Regions from separate parts of the Homo sapiens genome. Here region 2 is linked to region 1. Evidence: read pairs that join two places in POLR2A ChIA-PET (ENCODE). Cell type or tissue: OCI-LY7. All regions are shown on one strand. Each heading gives the region's core, and the rest is flanking DNA. Links, peaks and the distances in the headings are about the cores only.

Region 1 (10,475 bases), core at 1,495-9,494:
CCTCTCACTTATGAGTCTCTCCTCTGCGTATCTCTAATGAGGACATTTATTGCTAGATTTAGGGCCCACCTGGATAATCCAAGATGATCTCATCCTGGCACCCTTCACTGAATTATATCTGCAGAGTCCTTGTTTTGCAAATAGGGTCACACTCACAGGTTCTGGGCTTTAGAACATGAACATATCCCTTGTGTTTGGGAAGGGAGCACTATTCAGCCCTTTCTGGAGGGTTCTTATGAACAGGTACCTGGCAATGTCCTCAGATGCTCAGTGAGGACGCACCTGAGGTTCCAGTCCTGACAGCAAAGGTGACCGCCCTGGACCTCAGTCAGCTCATCTGCAGAATGGCTAGGTGAGCTCAAGGGTTTCTTCCTTCTGGCACATTCCCAGCGCAAATCCTGTCGGTCCCTCGGCATCTATGCTGCTGATTTGGGTCTACTCCAGGGCTTTACAAATATACATATCTCTAAGCATAGAACATATATTTTATTGTAGTAAAATACACATAACATAAAATTCACCATTTTAACCTTTTTGTTTTGTTTTGAGCCAGGGTCTCTCTCTGTCACCCAGGCTGGAGTGCAGTGGCACCATCACGGCTCACTGCAGCCTCCACCCGCCTCAGCCTCCTGAGTAGTCAGGACCACAGGTATGCATCACCACACCCAGCTAACTCTTGTATTTTTTTTTGTAGAGATGAAGTCTCATTATGTTGCCCAGGCTGGTCTCAAACTCCTGGGCTCAAGCAATCCACCTGCCTCAGCTTCCCGAAGTGGGATTACAGGTGTGAGCCACCGTGCCTGGCCCCACTTTAACCATTTTTAAGTGTGGAATTCAGTGGCATTAAGCACACTCATATGGTTGTGTAACCATCACCATTATCCATATCATCTTTCACAAAGATGAAATAAGAAGACTCATTCTCAGGCCCCTCGGGCCTCAGAGTGTCCTTCATGGGTAAAGCATCTTATAGAAGATGCCTCTACTACAGAGCTCACTATCCTGGTGGAGATGTGAAGATCAGGATGTTAGAAAAGGAGGCAGACAGGACTGAGGATGGTGGTGAATCCAAAGCAATACCCCCGGCTCCTCCTCCTGCAGGATCTGCCCTGTCTTGTCACCATGTCTTCTCCTTGCTGTCCACCCGTGTTCTTTTTTCCCCTCTAGACCAGAAGTTCTTAAAGCCTGGTCCCTGGACCAGCAACATCAGTACCTCCTGGGAGCTTGTTAGAAAAGCAGATTTTCTGTGCTCACCCCTACCCACTGAATCAGAAATGAGGGTGAGGTGTGGTGGCTGTTTCACAGCCCTCCCGGGATTCTGATCCATGCTAAAGAGTGGGAAGCACTGCTCCGGATCTGCAGAGAAATCCTGCTTTCAAAGAACTCACTAACGCCCCTACAAAACTACAATTTTTATGACTAGAAGCTCTGTGAATACCTTAAACAAGGAAGCTGACAGATTTAGTAAGATCGCGTAGGTCATGATCGCAAATGGGCTGCCCAAGGGCACGTCTTTCCCTTGGGTTTGTGCATTTGTCCTGCACACAATTAAAAACATTTAACTAGTTGCCAGTATTAAAGAAATAGAAACTTCCACGTAGAAATTCAGATTTTGGCATTATTTGAAATAATACTGTCTGGCAGTCCTGATATGTCTTGGCCTAGGTCCAAGCATGGGCCACCATGACTCGATGCAGGGACTGCCAGGCAGCCCAAGTCCCCCTACGCCCCAAGGCAAGTCCGCCTGGTGAGCCCACCCCCCCATTTTTATCTGCACTGACTGCTGTAGGGCTTTCGAGTTGTCAACCTCTGTATGTGAAGGGGGACCACAAACTGTAGCCCTCTGTGATTGTTAATGTTATATGTCAGCTTGGCTAGGCCACGGCATCCAAATATTTGGTCAAACACTAGTCTAGATGTTGTGAAGGTAATTTCTTTTAGGTGAGAGTAACAGTTATATCAGTGGACTTTGATGAAAGCAGATTGCCCTCCATAATGTGGGTGGGCCTCATCCAATCAGTTGAAGGCCTTCAAAGAAAAAAGACTGACTCCCTGCAGGAAGAGGGAGTTCTGCCAGCCTCCACGGTCACATAAGCCAATTCCTTAAAATAAGCCCCTCTCTCTCTCTCTCTCCTCCTCTCTCCACACATGCATACAAAACACACACACACACACACACACACACACACACACACACAAATGGTTCTATGTCTCTGTAGAATCCTGACGAACAACCCATGCTGTGAGTATTATTATTTGTTGGTGACCCTGGACCATTCAGGCACCAAGAGGTGCAGGAACTCTTCTTCCGTTTGCTGGCAGCTCTTAGGGATACACGCTCATTCAAACCATGCCCTCAGAGATGGAGGCTGCAAAGCTAATGAGTAGTATTATAATATTAATAACAAGAAATAAATAATCCATAAAAATAATTATGTTTATTTATTTATTTATTTATTTTTGAGATGGAGTTTTACTCTTGTTGCCCAGGCTGAAGTAAAATGGTGCAATCTCGGCTCACTGCAACCTCCGCCTCCCAGGTTCAAGTGATTCTCCTGCCTCAGACTCCCGAGTAGCTGGGATTATAGGCATGCGCCACCACGCCCGGCTAATTTTGTATTTTTAGTAGAGATGGGATTTCTCCATGTTGGTCAGGTTGGTCTCGAATTGCTGACCTCAGGTGATCCGCCTGCCTTGGCCTCCCAAAGTGCTGGGATTATAGCCATGAGCCACCGTGCCTGGCCAACAATGATGTTTATTAACAATAACACTATTAACATGTTGAGTGTTTATTCTATGCCAGACACCATGCTAAATGCTTTCTTTCTTTCTTTTTGAGATGGAATCTTGTTCTGTCGCCCAGGCTGGAGTGCAATGGCGCAATCTCGGCTCACTGCAAACTCCACCTCCCAGGTTCAAGCGATTCTCCTGCCTCAGCCTCCTGAGTAGCTAGGATTACAGGTGCCTGCCACCACGTCCAGCTATTTTTGTATTTTTAGTAGAGATGGGGTTTCACCATGTTGGCCAGGCTGGTCTCAAACTCCTGACCTTGGGTGATCCGCCTGCCTTGGCCTCCCAAAATGCTGGGATTACAGGCATGAACCACTGCACATGGCCAAGGCTTTTTTTAAATTAAATTAAATTTAATCCTTGGAGTAGCCTATGGCACAGGTACTATCATCACTAAACCTATTTTACTGATGGAACAGTCACAGAGAGGAAGTAACTTGGTCAAGGTCACCTAGCTCATGAGTGGCAACAAGATTTGAACCCAGAGCCAGACTTCAGGGCTCATGTTCATTAACCACTTAACCATGCTGCCATGCTAGAGTGTGTACTTCACCCTGAGTTTCCCAAATGACGGCGTGCAATAGAATCAATTCTCTGGGGGTAAAGAAATCTGAGAACTTGCATTGTGATTCAGGCAGTCCTTGGACTTCAGCTTGCCATGTGTAGCTGCACTAGTTGTGCACCATATAATTGTACTCAGTGGTACCAATGCAAATACTGTTGTAGGCAATGGAGAGAAAGATAGCTGATGTTCCTCACCTGTCCTGGAGGTGAGAGAGGTGCTGGTATAGTCACACAATGGAACACTTTACAGCAATAAAAAAGAACAAACAATACACGCAACATTATGGATGAATGAATCTAAAAAATTTATTGAGAAAGAAGGCACCAAACAGTATATATTATATTAGTCCATTTATAGTGGAGAAACCTGGTAGGTACCAAGTTAGCCACATGATCAGGTTAACATCATTAGTAACAAGACACATTAACGTAGTGAGCTCTTTGATATAAGGACATACACCATTTTAATGGTATTCTTGCCAAAAATGCATACTCTCACTCCAATCATGAGAAAACATTGAACAAACCCAAACTGAGGGATATTCTACAAAATTACTGACCAGTACTCCTCAAAAGTGTCAAAGTCATTAGAGACAAGAAAAGACTGAGGAACTGTCACAGACCACAGGAGACAAAGAAAAAATAACAATGAATGCAGTATGGGATCACGAATAAAATTCTGCAACAGAAAAAGGGCATTTTCAGAAAAATTGGTAAAATTTAAGTAAGGCCTGCTATTTAGTTAACTAACATTAACTTCAATTCACCGGTGATAATTTTCTTGTAATCATGCTGTGGTTATGTCAGATGCTAGGGGAAGCAGGCTGAAGAATATAAGGGAACTCTCTGTACTATTTTTTGCAGCATTTCTCTAAATCTAAAATTAAACTAATTTAAAATTAAAAGTTAAAAGCCAAAACAACACAATAAGCCAGGCAACGAGCTACCTGGCTCCATTTCCTCTGTGCTCAGTGGACCCTGGAAAGGAGGGAGCAGGGTCTGGGGCCAGGCAGGTAAACACAGGTAGGACTTGCTTCTCTGATCAGACCTAGCCCCTTTCCCAGACACCAAGCAACTCACCTGACTCTTCCAGCTCAAAGACAGTCCGTGCTGTCAGCCAGCTGCCTCCCACGGGCCACCAGTGCCACCACACTGAAGGAACCATGGAGCCACCTGGAAAAGTCAACCGAGAATTAGACATAACAATTTGGTTCTGCAAGGAGAGGAAACCCTTGGTCCTGGGATTCAGCCTTCAGGCTGTTATTAGCATTTATGGATGAAAGCTTCCTCTCAAGCATGGGTTGGTTGTGAATGCTTTTCCAGAGACATGGAAATGCAGCCAATGAGGACGTTTTTAAGTTCTCAGTTTTCCACCAGAGGACGGCTGCGCTCCCTGGTTTCAGGAGGGCACTGGGCTGGGGTGTGGATGTACCCAGGCGCTGTGGCCTCTTTGTGAGTTGCCTTCCTGGTATGCTGTAGGGATGAAGGGATGTGGGGGGGGTGCTCTGACTGAGCCCAGGGAGGGTGTCTGCCTCACCAAAAAGAGGAAGAAGGCAGAAAGAGGACCATGTCTCTGTGGTGAAGAGATGGGGTGATGGCAGCCTGCTCTCTCCTCCTGCACAGGGACTAGCGATGGACTTGATGCGCCTGCCTCTTCCCTCCCTGTGACACCCATTCCCCCATCCTCACCTGAGACCACAATGTGTTGTGTTTGGCACCCAAGCCTTCTGGTTTCCAGTGAGTTCTTGGTGCTCACCAGGCCTCCTGAGGGGCCTCCCTTGCTTGACACAGGGCAGAGGAGCAATGACTGGACCTGGGTCCCAAGGGCTGGGCATTCCCCTGGGCCGGGTACCCCTGTCGGCTGGGCACCCCTGTCAGCTCAGCACCCCCCTGGGCTTGGCACCACTGTGGGCTGAGCCTCTGCTAGGAGTCCAGGCCCCTCTTAGGTGAGAGCTTGAAACTGACCTCACAGGGGAGAATTTTGTGCGCCTTTCTTGTTCCTTTCAACCCTCCAGGACTATTATTTGGAAGAAGTATAGGCAGATTCCACTACATGGTTACCAGTCTGAGTGTCTGGAAGAGCATATTTGAAACTTGGGGATCCTCTTGAGTCTTCAGGATCCCTGGATAAGCGGCTCCAAACTCCACAGAGAAGCAGCTGGTCTCCTTCACTGAGAAATCCCTCAGATCCTCTTCTCTGTGGATTTCAAAAGACAGGCCATCTCCTCCCATTTCAATACACATTTCTCACTTGATTCTAGAACTTTCTTGTGCACTTCAGTCTTAGCTTCTCCCAGAACCCAACCTAAGGTTAATTGGAGCTTTAGTGGTCAGTGGGGTTTTCCCAGAAGCAGCCCTACAACAAGAATGTTGAAGATAAACATTTGATTTGGGAGGTGATCCCGGGAAGTAATGGTATAAAGACCAGGACTGATCATGTGACCACCGTGGGCGACTAAGGCTCCAGTGCTGCAGACTCTGGGGCAATGCCTGAGTTATTCCTCTAAGGGGTGAGGGGGTAGCCACATGTGTTATCATCCACTGTTGCACACAATTTGGATACCCCTGGACGGCCACATCTGCATGTGGGTGAGGTGAGCTCAGGAGAAGAGACACAGGTGCTGGCAGCCAAAGTGAGTTCATGCTCCCTGATGTGGCATGGCCTGAGGGCATGGGTAGGCACTGCCAGCAGCTTCTACACCTTCTGGGGGAGGAACACAGCCTATCTAAGGCTGGAATAGATTGTTCAAACTGTTCCATGTGGCAGGAGCCAGGGCTGCAATAGAAAAGAAGATTCCAAAAGGCTCTCTAGAGAAGGCTGGGCAAACAGAGCTGGATGCGAAGTGAGAGAAGGTTTATTATAACTCAGCACAAGCCCATCCCATCCACATTCCAGGCAAATCCACCCCATAGAGACAGGTTGTCCTGCCATGCGGCCGAGCCACAGCAGGCCTCTGGGCGCCAAGAGCCTGGGCTGGAGCATAGAGGATGTGGAGCCCCACTCTGTAGGTTCTGGGACTCCTGAGTTTGTTTCGGCCCCCACAGAGCTGTCCTGGCTATGGTTCCCAGAGAGCCTCACTGCATAAGGCTGCCCTTTTTCTTTTCTTCCTGTGAATAGCACCAAGCCATTTTGAAACAAGAATTCCTTAAAATAGTTTTTGTTTAAAGAAACAAGAAGCACCATCTCTTTATCGACTGTATGTTAACAGCAGTCAGCCAGTGAGCAGAAGCTTCTTTCAGCTTCAGGGCCTGAGGCTTGCAGGGGGACCCCCAGACCTCACCCACCCAGGGAGCTGCTTTCTCATAGGCACATCCCACAAATACTCCAGACACTAGATGACATTTTTATAGGTTTCTGTTTCCCTATATAGTGAAGTTGTTATTGCAGAAATGAGAGGACACTTTTGCAAATGACCAGAAGTCTGCACTTTCTAGGGGTGTCTTCTGGAGCTGCACTGAGCCACCGAGCAGCGCTGTCTGATAGAACCTTCTGCACTGATGGCAATGTTCTTGCACCACGAGTGGTCGCTGAGCACGCAACATGTGGGTACTGTGACCGATAAATTAAATGTTTAATTTCATTTAAATCAAATTAATTTAAATCTTTACACATAGCCACATATGGCTACTGACCTGGGCAGTGCAGCTTATGAGCAAAGGACACCCTGAACTTGGGCTGCCTCCGGTTGGGGCTGAGTTTGGGACGTAAGTATATGCACAGTTACATGGGTGCCCCTGGTGTGTGTCACACACGGCTGGAGTCCAGAAAGAAAGCAGCAATGGTTTCTTCTCCAGCTGAAGTCTTTTCTAGGATTGAGTCCAAGTTGCAGAGGTTTATGCCCTGCCCTTGGCCTGGGGTGATGACCTTGACCCTGGTCATCAGAGCAGCCAGGAAGAGCTCAGATTTAATGTCTGCTAGTGTCAAGAGCTTTCATGCAAGCAGTCTTCTTCGCCTCTGGGACACTCGGCTTGGGGGTTGTGTGTTTACCCACCCCCCACCCCCCAACCTTATCTTGGGGAGGAAATTGAGGCTCAGAAAATGTCAGTGCTCTGCCTGAGCTTCTCAGTGAAAAAGTGGTCAAGTCAGGATTCGAACCCAGGTCCACTGAGGCCCATGATACCCAGCACTCAGAGTTGTGCTTTTTCCTTGGCAGTAAGTGCTGCTGCCGTGAACTTTCTCCCACACTTTTTCTTGCAGTTCCTGAGCAACCGGACATACACTGGGCTCTGGTTGCTGGGACACCAGAGTTGAGAGGTCAGCATAGGAGGCTCCACTCACTTCGGTCCTGTGACAATGGACTCATGACCATTCATGACATCTCCAGCCTTGATGCCCCACCCCCACTACTGCCCATGAGTCTTATGTTAAAAATAACAATGAACGACAAGAACTGGGGCTCTGCAGTCAGAAGGACAACATATGTTTTCCATTTTCTTCTTTCTCTTCCCTGCTTCTCTAAAAGTGGATTAAATATGAAAAAGCACTTCCCGAACGCTTGGGAGACACTGGGAAGGATTGTCCAATGGAGAAATTATTCTCCAGAGAATTTCTTAAAAGCCACTTGTTTTTAAGAAAACACATAAAACTCTTAATTATAAAATTCACACATATTCGTTAAAGAAAACTTGGAAAACACAGATGAATATAAAGAAAGAAAAATGCATTGACATTCTACTCAAAGAATCTTCACTAAACGTTTGCTATAGTCCTTTTCAATTTTTTTTTCCTATGCACAAAAAATGTATATTTTTGTTTGCCTGCTGTAGTTATAACTATATATTTTAGGGTGATTGTATGATTGTGGTGGGAAGATTCAAACCCTCCCTGGGGTCAAAGGAATGATTTGAGATCCCTACTTTTCAAACCTTCTGGGTATAAAGGACCTGTTTTTTTTTAAATTTCCAACCCATCACTGACCACATATGAAGCAGCACGCTATGTGTCACTGACCTTGTGGGTTCACTGTCGCCCCACCTGGGTCATGTTGAGTCCAGCAGACACTTGATTGGGTGCCAGAGCAATGTCAGATTGCTCTAAAAGTTTCTAAGCAATCACTCTGCTTCCACACTGATTTCTTTATGGCAGAACTGGCCTGACCATGATCACCAAACTACAGCCCTTGGGCCAAATCCTGCCTACCACTAGGTGTGAGCTAAGGATGGTTTTTATATTTTAAATGGTTGGGGGAAAAAATCAGAACAATGTTTCATGACATGAAAATTCCAAGAAATTCAAATTTAAAAAATTCAAATTTCAAAAATCAATGAAATTCAATTTTGAAAAGTCTCTTCGAGATAGAGCCATGCTCATTCCTTTGCACATATGTGGCTGCTTTCTCAGTACAACGACAGAATCAAGTCGCCGAGACAGGGACCGACCATCCTGGCCTAAAATGCCTGAAATATTTACCATCTGGCTCTTTACAGAAAAGTTTTGCTGACCCTGATCCAGTTCAATGGTTCCCACATTTGCTGCTTTTTATAATCATTGGAAACTTAAAAAAACAGTACAGCTCGCCAGTCCCCTCCCCGCCCCAGGTGACTGTGACGTCAGCAGTTCTGGGACGCAGCAGCCAGGTGTGCCCTCAAGCGGCTTTCCCAGGACGGGGCCCGCGGCTCTGTTCAGAGTCTCCTTTGGGACAAAACCCCTTGTGTCCCGAGCTGCTCCAAATGTGGTCCCCGCCACAACATTCCCCGTGGGTCCAGCCCTTTCCGGGCACCCTGTAGCTGGGGTTCACTTCCTCCTCAGCCCTCTGCACCATGACCTCGGCCTCCTTCTTCCTCGCAGCCTGCAGCAGGCCCCCTGGGCTTTCCCGATGTCACCCCAGCCAGGGCCTCCTCGGGCTCTCCCCAGCAGAGGGTTTCTAGAATTCTTGGCCTGCCCCCCCGGGGCGGCTGGGAGGAGCAGCCTGGCCCCACGTCCTGAGGGCCCGGCCACAGGGCTCGCCTCGTCTGGGCCCCACGCAGCTCCCACCCTCTGGTTTATGCTTCTGGCACCAGCACTGGAGTCCTGAGCCAAATGCACACATGGCCTGAGCAGTTCTGTGGGGGAGTGGAGAGGAGTGAGCTGGAAGGGAGAGAGCTGATAAAGCCGCGTCTCTGCCTGTGCGGATTCCTTGTCTTTCCTGAATTCCTTCCTCACTCCTCCATTTTTATATTTCTCATTCCTTTCCTCCTCGCTCCGTTCCCTCTTCCTTCTTTCTCCTCCTTACCCTGCTACTTCTCTCTCTGGCATTGTTACCCCTCCTGCCTTGAGTTTTTGAGTCAGATCTGCTACTTCTAGGACAACCCCCTCTTCCTGAATGGGATGTGGGACACAGCGGCTCAGGCTTCGGGGCTGGAAATGTGCTCACTTTATTCAGGGAAAATGTGTTCCGGTCCTGTCCTCAGAGAGCTCACAGTTTATGAGAGAGCCAGACAAGCCGCAGGCAATTTTATGTGTACATATGTGCTATTTGTTTGTTTGTTTGAGACAGGGTCTTGCTCTGTCGCTCAGGCTGGAGTGCAGTGGCAATCTTAGCTCACTGCGGCCTCAACTTCCTGGGCTCAAGCAGTCCTCCTGCTTCAGCCTCTCAAGTAGCTGGGACAACAGGCACCCCTCACCACACCCAGCTAATTTAAAATTTTTTTGTTGTTGAGATGGGGTCTCGCTATGTTGCCCAGGCAGGTTTAGAACTCCTGGCCTCGAGTAGTCTCCCTGCTTCGGCCTCCCATGGTGCTAGGATTACAGGTGTGAGCCACTGCACCTGGCCATGTGTTGTTTTTAAAATTTTTCTTTAATTGAAAAACAATAATTGTATATATTTATGAGTTATGATGTGATGTTTTGATATGTGTATACATTGTGGAATGATTATATCAAGCTAATTAACATATCTATCACCTCACATATTTACCATTTTTTTTGTAGTGAAAACATTTAAAATCTATTATTTTAGCAATTTTGAAATACACAATGCTTTATTATTAACTGTGGTCATCATGCTGTGCAATAGCTCTTAAAAACTTATTCCTGGCCGGGCACGGTGGCTCACGCCTGTAATCCCAGCACTTTGGGAGGCCGCGGCGGGTGGATCACAAGGTCAGGAGATCGAGACCATCCTGGCTAACACGGTGAAACC
Region 2 (10,475 bases), core at 1,292-9,291, 120 kb before region 1:
GGGTTCCTCTCACCTCGGCCTCCCAAAGTGCTGGGATTGCAGGCGTGAGCCACTGCGCCCAGCCAAGTCTGGCACTTCTCTATTAAGCACCTGGAATGTGGCTGGTGCAATTGAGGAAGCTAAGTTTTTATTTTGCTTAATTTTAATTAATTTCTGTTTAAATAGTCACATGAGCCTAGGGGCTACTGTATTAGACAGTTGCCCCCGCAAGACACTCACATCTTCCTAGCTGAAGCCCCAGATGTTATGTAACAGAGACGAGTCATTCCCACTAAGGCCTGTCCAGACTCTAGCCTCCCAGAAGCCCAAGCACAATAAAATGGTGGTGGTTTTATTGTGGTTGTTTCCTGCATGAAATGTGGGGTGGTTTGTGATCTGCAAGTGTAGCTGAGCTCCCCTGACCTCTGTGAACTTCCCTCCTGTGCCATCCCTCTCCTTCATCCCCATCCAGCCACACCTGTTCCAGGACACCCCAGGCTCTCCTGCGCAGGCCCTCTGTTCCAGTTGTCCCTGTGCTTGGGATGTTCCCACCCAACCCTCCCCACCCCCCACCAAAGATTCTGATATCAATAGTACAGGGTACAGCCTAAGTATTGGAGGTTTAACATGTCTTCACCTGGTGGTCCTGATGTACAGCTAGGGTTGAGAACCAACCACTTGTTTAGTTCAGTCACAGTTACATCCTGTGAGCCGGGGCTGTTTTACAGATGAGGAGAATGAGACTCCAGGAGATTCAGCCAGGCCCCAGAGTCAGAGGGTGAGAAATGGTGCATCCCGGTAAAATGTTGGGTCCTCCCCCTACTGTGCAAGGACAGGTTTGACCTGAAGGCAGAAGCCTGGGCTGAGGCCCCTGAACTTTGGAGGGGCCCTCAATCCCCCAGGAGGTAGCCGGCGACCTCCCCTGGCCTTCCTCCCCCATGGCTGGGCCTCTTTCCTTAGCTAATCAGGCTGATGAAAGGCCCTGCTGCCTGCCCACTCCCTCTCTGTAATTTGCTCGTCCTTCTCTCTAATTTTATAGCCTCCTCAGCAGTTTCCCAAAGATCGGGGGCTCAGTTTCCACTGGACCCCCCTCCCTGGCTTAATGAAAGGGGCTGCTTTGCAGCCACTGACTAGCTAAGGGTGGGGATCATTCTTAAAGCCCTAGGGGATGGGAAGATGTGTTGGCAAATGTTTTAGAGCAGGGGCCAACAACCCCTTTTGTCCGCCAAGTGCTATCCTAAGTCCCTTTTTAGCCACTTCTTGAGAAAGGCCCTTACAAGAAGAAGCGGGCGGGAGGCGGCGAGGCCGACTGCTGGGTGTGGAATGTCCGGCTCTGGGTGGTAGCCTCCTTGTATTATTGCCTTATGTTGCGGTTTAACTGCTCTTGCTCATTTTCCTCGGGGTCTTATTTCCCCGGCTGGATTGCAGCTCCCTTAGGGTAAAGACTCTGTGATGTGTTTGAATCACCCAGGCCTCCCAGGGTTCTGCCTCTGTCTCACTCCCTGGCACCGGTGACCATGGCCAAGCTCCTGAAGCTCATCCCTTTCCACGTTGGTAAAATGGGAGGGGGGTTACTCTGAGCACAAAAGGAGAGTCCAGTTAGTGAAGGGGCTGCCACCCCTGCCTGCCCCGGAGAGGTGTTTGGAATACCGGTCCTATCTCAGGGGAGAGTCGTAGTTGCCACTAGGAGGAGGGGCTGTGAGCGCTGAGGTAGGCCATGCACAGCCTCAGTGAATGCTTAATGAACATGACCTTGGTGTTCTCTTATGGGCCCCTGCCCATCTCCTGGCTGCAGCTATGCACACAGTAGACTTTCAGTCTATGCTGTCTGTGCCTTTGCATGCAGAGCCATTGGTCTGGGGACTAATTCTAGGGGTTTCATTTCTGTAAAAGAGCTCCTGTCTTTGGGCTTCCATGGTGTAGCCAGGCTGGGCTAGCAGCTCTCCTGCGGCAGTGCAGAGCCTGCTCTCCTGGCTCTGGCTGGGGCTGGCCCTTTGCTCAAGTGCCTCTGGGGGCAAAGTCGTTAGCCAGGTGGGCTTGGAAAATTCAATACCCAGCCTGAAGATGGAGGGTCCTCCCCTTCTCATGGGTCTCCTCTGCTGAAATGCCTCCCTAGAGTCACCCTTTGCTCTCCATCCCCTCCCCTGGGATCAGCAGTGCTGTTCTCAGTTTTCCTCAGGGCCCTGGACCCCCAAAGTCACCTGCAGTTCCTTCCTGCACACCCAGTGGCATCCTACATCAGGACCTGCCTGCCTCTCTTCTCAAGGGCACCCCTGATGGCAGGGGCACACTCCACCAAGCTGGGAATGCCCAGAGTTAGCACACACTCCTACTGGGGCTTCCTGGGGCCATCCCCCCACAAAATGCTTCTGCTTGAATCTTCCTTTTGGGTCAGCTCTTGGGGAAAGCTGGGCTAAGGCAACATTACCAAGCAGTCACACGTGAATTCCAGGGACTCTTGCTCTGTGGTTTTCATCCCAAGTTGCAGAGGATTTCCCCTGAGTGCCCAGGAGGGCAGGAGGGCTTCTGACCAGGGCAGGAGGTGCCATGGGAGATGGCTGGGTGAGGCCAGCCAGAGGCTGCGGGGGACCCTCCCCCTCACCCCTCTTCCTCAGCCTTCCTGACGCTCTGAGAGTTGAGGGGACCCCTGGCCAAGGTCTAACAGCCCCTGATGTTTTCTTTCCTTTGGTAGCTTTGCATGAAATGATGAAAGTCTATTTAATGAGGTGCTGGGATTGTCAGAGGCTTCTCACTGTTGAGAAGTTTTTTTTGTCTCCCTGTTAGGGACTGTTCAGGTCTCAATGCAAGTTAGGAGAAGAAAAGGCTCAGACCAGGGATCCCTGATGCCTGGCCCAGCTCTTGGTGGTGGGAGGAGGTGCCTCTGTCCAATGGCCTGAGGGAGCACCAGGCAAGATGTGCCACAAGATACCTGTGTCCCTACACCTGCACTAGTCTCTCCGCCTCAGTTATCTCACCTGAGAAACAGGGCTGGAGAGTGGGGTCTGCAGACCCCATTAGTGGGTTGCAGGAAAGGAGGAAGTCCCTTTACACTCTAGAGGGTTATTCAAGTGCAGTGACCACTGTCATTCAGGGATTGAGGGCCCAGAGCCAGGCGGGCAGCTGGGAGGTGCCCAGAATACGTCTTCTTAGTGAGAGCGCTGTGGCCAGCTGGATGGGAGCCCCTAAGGCAAAAGATGAACTTGTTTATTCCACAAATATCTGAACCCCTACCAGGTGCTGGGCGCTAATAGTGGTAGACAAAATAGAGAATCTCCTTGCCCCCATGACACTCATATTCCATGGTGTGTGTGTTGGGGGAAGAGAGACAATAAACAAATAAGCAAGTAAATACATAAAGAAGCGAGGTGGTAAGTGCTATGGCAAGATATATACGAAGGAGAGTGATGGGAGAGGGGCTTTTTATATGGACTGGCCAGGGGAGACCTCACTGAGCAGAGACCTGAAGGCAGTGAGAGAGAAAAGGCCCATGGAGTTTGCAGGGAGTGGGGTTTCAGGCAGAGCAAAGAGCAAGGGCAAAGGTCATAAGTTAGGGGCATGTTTAGTGTGTTTGTCAGCTGTTGTTAGCTACATAACAAACTACCCCCAAACTGTTTATTTTATTTATTTATTTATTTTTGAGAAGGAGTCTTGCTCTGTCGCCCAGGCTGGAGTGCAGTGGCATGATCTCGGCTAGCTGCAAGCTCTGCCTCCCGGGTTCACACCATTCCCGCCTCAGCCTCCTGAGTAGCTGGGACTACAGGTGCCCACTACCACACCCGGCTAATTTTTTTTTTTGTATTTTTAATTTTAGTAGAGATGGGGTTTCACCATTCACAGGATGGTCTTGATCTCCTGACCTCATGATCCACCCACCTTGGCCTCCCAGAGTGCTGGGATTACAGGTGTGAGCCACTGCACCCAGCCCAAACTATTTATTTCTAATGGCTGTGCTCAGCTGGGCAGTTCTTCTGGTAGCTGGGCTCACTCAGTTGTCAGAGGTCAACTTCCAGGTCTGCTGGGGCCAGCTGGCTGGCTCAGAATGGGGTCAACTGAGATAGCTTGTCTTAGTTCTGTGTGGGCTCTCATCCTCCAGTGGGCTAGCCCAGGCTGTTCTCATGGCAGCTGGGCGGGGTTCCAAGAGAGTGAGTAGAAGCTGCAAGGCCCTTGAGGTCCACTTGGAACAAGCACACCATCCCTTCTCCTGCATTTCACTAACCAAAACAACTTACAAGGGCAGCCTAGATTCAGGGGGAGGGAAAACAAACTCTATCTTTTGATGGGAGAAGTGGCAAAGATTACAGCCACTTTTGCCATTTACTATATAATCCCCCATTTTGGGGGGGTGAGAAACCAGGCCTCAGAGAGGCAAAGGCACAAGCCACTTGCCCAAGACCACACACTGCTGAGATTCACATCCATGCCTATGGGTTTACCTTCATGATTTGTGCCTTTTCCAGTATTGACTGTCTTTTGTTTATCCATTAAGTTTCTTAAATTGATTTTTTAATTTCCCCAAAATTACATGTTAAGGTAGAAAATACAGAAAAGCAAATAAATCACTGCAATGGCAAGACCCAGAGGTGATGTGCCAAAGCAACCCTTCAGGCTTGTTTCCCACACGCACATGTGACTCCATACCCCAGCTACACACACACACACACACACACACACACACTCAAATACTTTCTCAGGTGGTGTCTTTATCTCATGTGAAAATAAAGAAAAAGTGGCCACAGGCTTGGTGCCATGTCTCACACCTGTAGTCACAGCATTTTGGGAGGCTGAGGCAGGAGGATAGCTTGAGGCCAGGAGTTCAAGCTCAGCCTGGGCAGCATGGAGAGACTCCATCTCAAAAAAAAAAAAAAAAAAAAGAACAGCGGCCACAGGGAGATTTCATCTCTAGGAGGGTCAGATAATTTGGAGATATTTATGTTTTTAAAATCACGCAGCCTGGGCAACATAGGGAGACCCTGTCTCTACCAAAAAATAAAAAAATTAGCTGGGCATGGTGGTGTGTGCCTGTGGTCCCAGCTACTTGGGAGGCTGAGGTGGGAGGATCATCTGAGCCCAGAAAATCAAGGCTGCAGTGAGCTAGTGATTGCACCATTGCACTCCAGCCTGGGTGACAGAGCAAGACCCTGCCTCAAATAAAATAAAATAACAAATAATCAGAACGGGCCTGTGGAATAGTGACTAAATGCCAGTAGCATTTTGGGGTCCAGGTTTAGATGAGTCTTCAACACCAGAGTGACTTTTTGGATGGCGGGTGATGAGGACTGGGCAGGTGGTGGCCCAGGCGTGGGGAGGTGTCCACGGCAGGTGTTCTTGGCTGGGCAGGCAGCCAGCAGGGCCGGGGTCTGGAATCCACGACATGAAGACTGCACATATGAGAAGGTGGGGGGGACCAGGGATACCCCGAGGGCAGGGGAGTGGGGTTTGGGGTGGTTGGTGGGGAACGTGACAGCAGCCAGCCAGCCTTTCAGGACCACCAAGGGAACAAAGGAAGAGGCAGAGCCAGGTGTGTGGGGTAGGAGAAACAGATTTAACTGGCTTCTGAGGAACCTTCTGGTCATCAGAGCAGCCATTGTGGGAGGTCAGGAGGGCAGGTGGGCTGGAGTGGATGGTGCTGGTTTCCGCCTGCCCAGCCTCCTGCCCTTGGTAGAATCCCGGTTTTCCTGTGGGGCACCTCCCCACTTCCAGTCTTGCCCTTTCTGGTAGGCTGCCCCCACCCCGCATGCAGCTGTGGCCAGAGCACTGGGGTCTAGCCTAGGGGAGCCTCATCTCCTTGCATCCAGCCACAGATACTGGCTCACACACTGGCACCTGACCCCTGGCAGTCCAAGGACAGGGAGCCCCGGGACTGTGGCCGGGCTGATAGTTGGGGATGCACTCCCATTCTGTTGGAGCTGCAGGGCAAGCTGGGGTTAGTGGGGACTGCAGGGGGCCATAGAAGGGAAGGCAGGACTGAGATGATGGGAGAGATTCCTGATGGCATGGCTCAAGCACCTGCATCCCGGCCGTATCCACTACACGCCAGGCACCATGCTGGTGGGGACATTCAAGGGTCGGTGGTTATTTGCATTCCAGTGTGCCCAGTGCCAGGGGAGCAGGAAGCCCAGGGGCCGCGGAGCCCAGGGGACAGGCAGGGGCATCTCCCTGGGCTGGAGGTGAGGGGTCAGAGAAGCCTTCTGGCGGGAAGTGATTTGAGCTCCCATAGCCCAGGGGGTCGTCTGGACCATTAGGCTGTTTCCAGCCAAGGGACAGAGCAGGTGTGGCCACTTCACTCTGCCCTGGACCCTCCTCCCTCGCTGCCCCTCACTCCCTGTGCTGCCAAAGAGTGCTGCTCCCTCTCTGAGACTTCGCTTCCTCTTCTGTTACTTGGCTCTAATGAGCCCTCTGCCTAAAATCACTAGGGAAGGTGGTGAAAATGCACATTCCTGAGCTTCGACCTGCAGTGTCCTGGAGGGGTAGGTGTGGGCTCAGGAATGTGCCTCTTACCCAGCGCCCAGGGGCCTCTATTGAGAGCCCTGCACCCACACTTTGAGAAGCTCACTGAAGAACGCCAGCAGGCCCTTTGGTTTGGGGGATCCACTGAACGCGCTGTTGAAGTGGGACAGGTGTTTGGCCAGGGCCTTCCAGCCGTGGCACCGTCAGAGGCTACGGGTGGCCCCTCTGGGACACACCTTTGGCAAACACCAGCAACTGATCCCGTGGATAGGCTCCTCATCCTGACAGCCTGAGTCCAAGCCCTCAAGGTGCCGAAGCACCTGCCGAGACGGGGGAAGGACCTCCGTAGAGGCAGCCTCGCCAAGGGCCCCTGGGGAGGGTGGCTCGGGGCTGAGGCTTCCTCGCAGTCATCCCAGGAGACCCTATCTAGGCCATGTTCCTTCTGGGGCCTCGGCCACCTGGCCTTCCTGCCGCTCCGCACCTTTGTCAATATTTATTTCTTCTCTGGACTCGAACAGCCTGGTATTTGTTTAAAGGGCAGGAGCAGACGTGGCTGTTCCTGCCTCCTTGCCTTGCGCCCTGCTTCCTGGCACCTCCCCAGGGTGCCTCTTGCCTGCAGGTGGGCTCACCAGGCAGGCCCACCTCTGTCCCTGGCCCTCCCACTGGGGCCAAAGGCCTCACAAGAGCTTTCTCACTTCACCATTGACTCCAATTTCCCTCGAGACACCTTGACCTGGGCCTCTGGCCCAACGCACATCATATGTGGCCTACAGGCCTAGAACTGAGATGCTCAGAGCATTAGCAATGTTCCGAAAATACTCCTGGCTTCTGATCCAATAGAACAAGCCACAAAGAGGTTGTGGCAAAAGGTCATGTGGTTTGAAACAGATTTGCACATCATTTTCGGAGAAATCAGAGCCTGTCCTGGGCTGAGGCTAGGGCGTGGACCTGGGAGACCTGCACTGGGAATGCGGAGCTGCTAATACTCCTGATAAATGTGTGACTGGCCCTCGGACAGGTCACTGGACATTTTTTCTGCCAAACAGATTCAGATGTGATTTGTCATTTTTGCCTCCTCCCAGCCTCGGGGGCATGCTTCGGACAGAGGAGGCTTCAGCCTTTACCTCCCCACTCCCACATGCCAAAATATTTTGAGATCTGTTGCCTCAGTTTTGAGTACTGCTCACATCAACACAATGTGGGGATTGTTCCTTTTCTAATAAAGATACTGCTGAAAAACTGGACATTTGATGCTTTTTTAAAAAACCTTTATATTTTGACCCACTTTTAGAAAACTAGTAGTAAAAGTAGCAGAAAATTTGCAAGCCTGGTACAGGCAACTTCTCTATGTCCCTCCAGCAGTTGACCCCAATCTTGCAAAACCATAGCACAATTTGCAAAGCCATAGCACAGTAATCAGAACCAGGAAATTAACCTCAGTACAGCAGCCTTAATCAAACCAAAGATCCCGTGTGAACTTCACTGGTTTTCCCATTAACGTCTTTTTCTTGCTCCAGAATCCCATCCAGGATCCCGCATTTGCATATAGTTGTTTTTTTCTCTCTAGTCTTCTAGACTCTATAATAGTTCCTTGGTCATTCCTTGTCTTTCAGGACCTAGATACCCATGAAGAGTATTGATCAGTTACTTTGCAGAAGTCTCTTAGTTCAGGCCTGTCTGAACTTGGGCTCAGGTTGTGCATCCCAGGCAAGGGCGCCAGAGGCCTGGGGCTGCATCCTGCTCACTGCACGTGTCACGGGGGCATGGCGTTGATGGCTTACGTCTGTGATGATGGCCCTGATCACCTGGTCAAGTGGTCTCTGATGGGCTTTTCCTTGGTAATGTTTTTTCTGTCCCCAAACCCCACCCTTGTCAACAAACCTCCTGGAAGAGATACTTAAGGCTTTGCAAACCCCTTTTTTCCTCAAACCTTCCACCTATTCTGTTGTCTATTAGCAGCTCTTGTCTGCAACAATCACCACTGTGGTGTTGACCTAATGCTGATTTCTCCTTTGCTCCTTCCTTCCGCATGGATTGACTGGATTTTCATTGCAAGGAAGAGCTGTCACTTCCCTATTGACTTATTTAATCAAATACTTATATCAGTGTGGACTTGTGGACATTTATTTAACTCTATGGGTTATTGTCCTAAACTATCATTATTTTTCTTATTGTTTAAATTCTTCCAACCTTGACCATTTGGAGCTCCTTCAGGGCTCCTGTGTTCTTTCAACAAACCACCATCTTCTTCTAGTTCCACACGATGTTCCAGGATTTGCTGCTGGTTTTGCTCAGTTAATTGTTACATATTCTCTTTGGGTTCTGCATAGATTGTGAGCTATGAGAACCACAGATCACATCTTCTGCTTGATATCAACTACGGGCTAGATTATGCTCAAAACTTATTTCTGAGTCGTTGGCAGAGCCAGTTCTTTGGAACTTGGAGATTGGCAGTTGTGATTGTTGTGTTGGGAGCAGTTAAAACCAGGCGGAGCCCAGTAGGCTCCAACTCTGCTGTCTTTTACGGCTTATGTTCATTCTACCTTAAAGTCTCCATGTGACCACCTAGAGTTCAAAAGCCCCAGAATACCCAACTCAGACTAACCTGTGGCTCCCTTTGCCTGGCACACAGAATAGTGCCACGGTTTCATGCTGATAACCTCGACCTTTGTCTGAGAGCTGTACCTGATCTTACCAACAACACTGTGAGAAAGTTGGAAAGTTTCTTAATTTGGGTTCCCCCAGAAGCTGACTCTGTTGCATGGATTCTTGTGCAAGTGTTTTATATGGACAGTGATCTCAAGGGGCTGTAGGGAAGTGAAAGAGGGAGAGGAGGGCGACTGATTTGGGGTGTATTGTCAAGCACCTCATTGCTGTGGGTAGCTGGAGCTCAGTCTCATGGGGGGTCCCTGGGAGACAGTGTAGAACTCATACCTAAGAATGATCCTGCCCCTCAGGAGTTGGGGTGTTAGGCTATTTGGGGGGGTTGCTCCTGGGAGTGTGAATTCTCTAACACTTCTAAGCACACAGGCAAAGTTGTACACAGGGATGATCAGGGTCTGCAGGATACAGGTGCAGCCCCAATGTCACCCACTGCAGGCAGAGCCCATTTTACAGATGAATAAACTGAGGTTCAGGGAAGCTAAGTAATGTCTAGAAATGGTGCAGAGACCTGGTACTTGAACCTATGAATGTGGGTAAGGATTGGGTTAGATGGTTCTAAGTCTCCACCCAACTCTGAGATCTTCTCTCTTTGCACCCACTTCTCATGGCATGTTCCTTCACTGCTACCTGCTTGCCTGCCACGAGGCAGACCGGCCATTACAACCCACCACCCATGGTTTCTGGAAATGGCCTCCCAGACTTGGCAGGGTGAGTATTTGCACAAAGGCACACCTGAGCAAAATGAGTGATGGTTTGGCCTGATGTCTTGGTAGTTGCAAGTTCATTGCTTGAGTCGGACAGGATAAACCCCGTGTTGTTTTAGGAGGTTTGAGTTACATCGACCCCACCGATAAGCAGTGTTAAAAGATTAGGTGAATTGACGGAAGGAACTCCTGGCTTCTTCTTTGCTTAGACTGTTGGGCTGACAGATAATCTACTTATCTCCTCCGACAGCGCCAGAAGATAGACATTCCCAGTGCTGAGATATATGTTGTGCTGCGTCACAGTTTCTCACTGTTTCTCCTTTCCCTCCCTGACCTCCCAGATCTAGTTCTTGGCCCTAATTCTGACTCCCCCCTTCCCCCATCATGTAGCCTCAGCCTGTCCTCTTAGTGAACTTTTGGACCCGGGCCATGGGTGTTAGTCTTTGGACTCTCGTGAATCTTTGGAGGGAATTCTAGGCTAGGAGACCTAGTCTCAGGCCCAGCCCTGCCAATAAATACATATGCATGTGGCCTGGGTGCAGCCTCAGCCTCAATGTCCCACAGGAGGAACTGGAATGTTTAAAGAGGAAATTATCCCTGCCTGGTTCACCTCCTAGGACTTCTGGGAAGTTCAAACCAGATGAGGCTGCAGGAGGATTATCACAACCCAGGACTTGGCTG

The links. ChIA-PET counts read pairs that join two places held together with the same protein. Peaks named below come from ENCODE experiments on the same cell type or tissue, not always from the same donor. Only the 100,000 strongest peaks of a DNase experiment are listed, where the experiment ranks them.
Region 2: POLR2A ChIA-PET joins it to region 1 with 15 read pairs; 2 of 35 experiments call an interaction of 5 or more read pairs at or near these places.

What each region holds. Positions count from the first base shown.
Region 1 is chr20:17,805,729-17,816,203 of GRCh38, reverse strand. LOC107985440 (a long non-coding RNA gene) reads left to right here. Exons shown (of 3, transcript XR_001754511.2): 3 at 1-2,429. Among named protein-coding and RNA genes, the nearest start is that of BANF2, 110 kb to the right of the region's middle. In OCI-LY7, for the core only: no CTCF peak of the experiment used is centred there; a DNase peak (open chromatin) is centred at 4,893.
Region 2 is chr20:17,925,203-17,935,677 of GRCh38, reverse strand. No RefSeq gene overlaps it. Among named protein-coding and RNA genes, the nearest start is that of SNORD17, 33 kb to the left of the region's middle. RefSeq lists a silencer at 3,956-4,156 and an enhancer at 5,895-6,421. In OCI-LY7, for the core only: no CTCF peak of the experiment used is centred there; no DNase peak of the experiment used is centred there.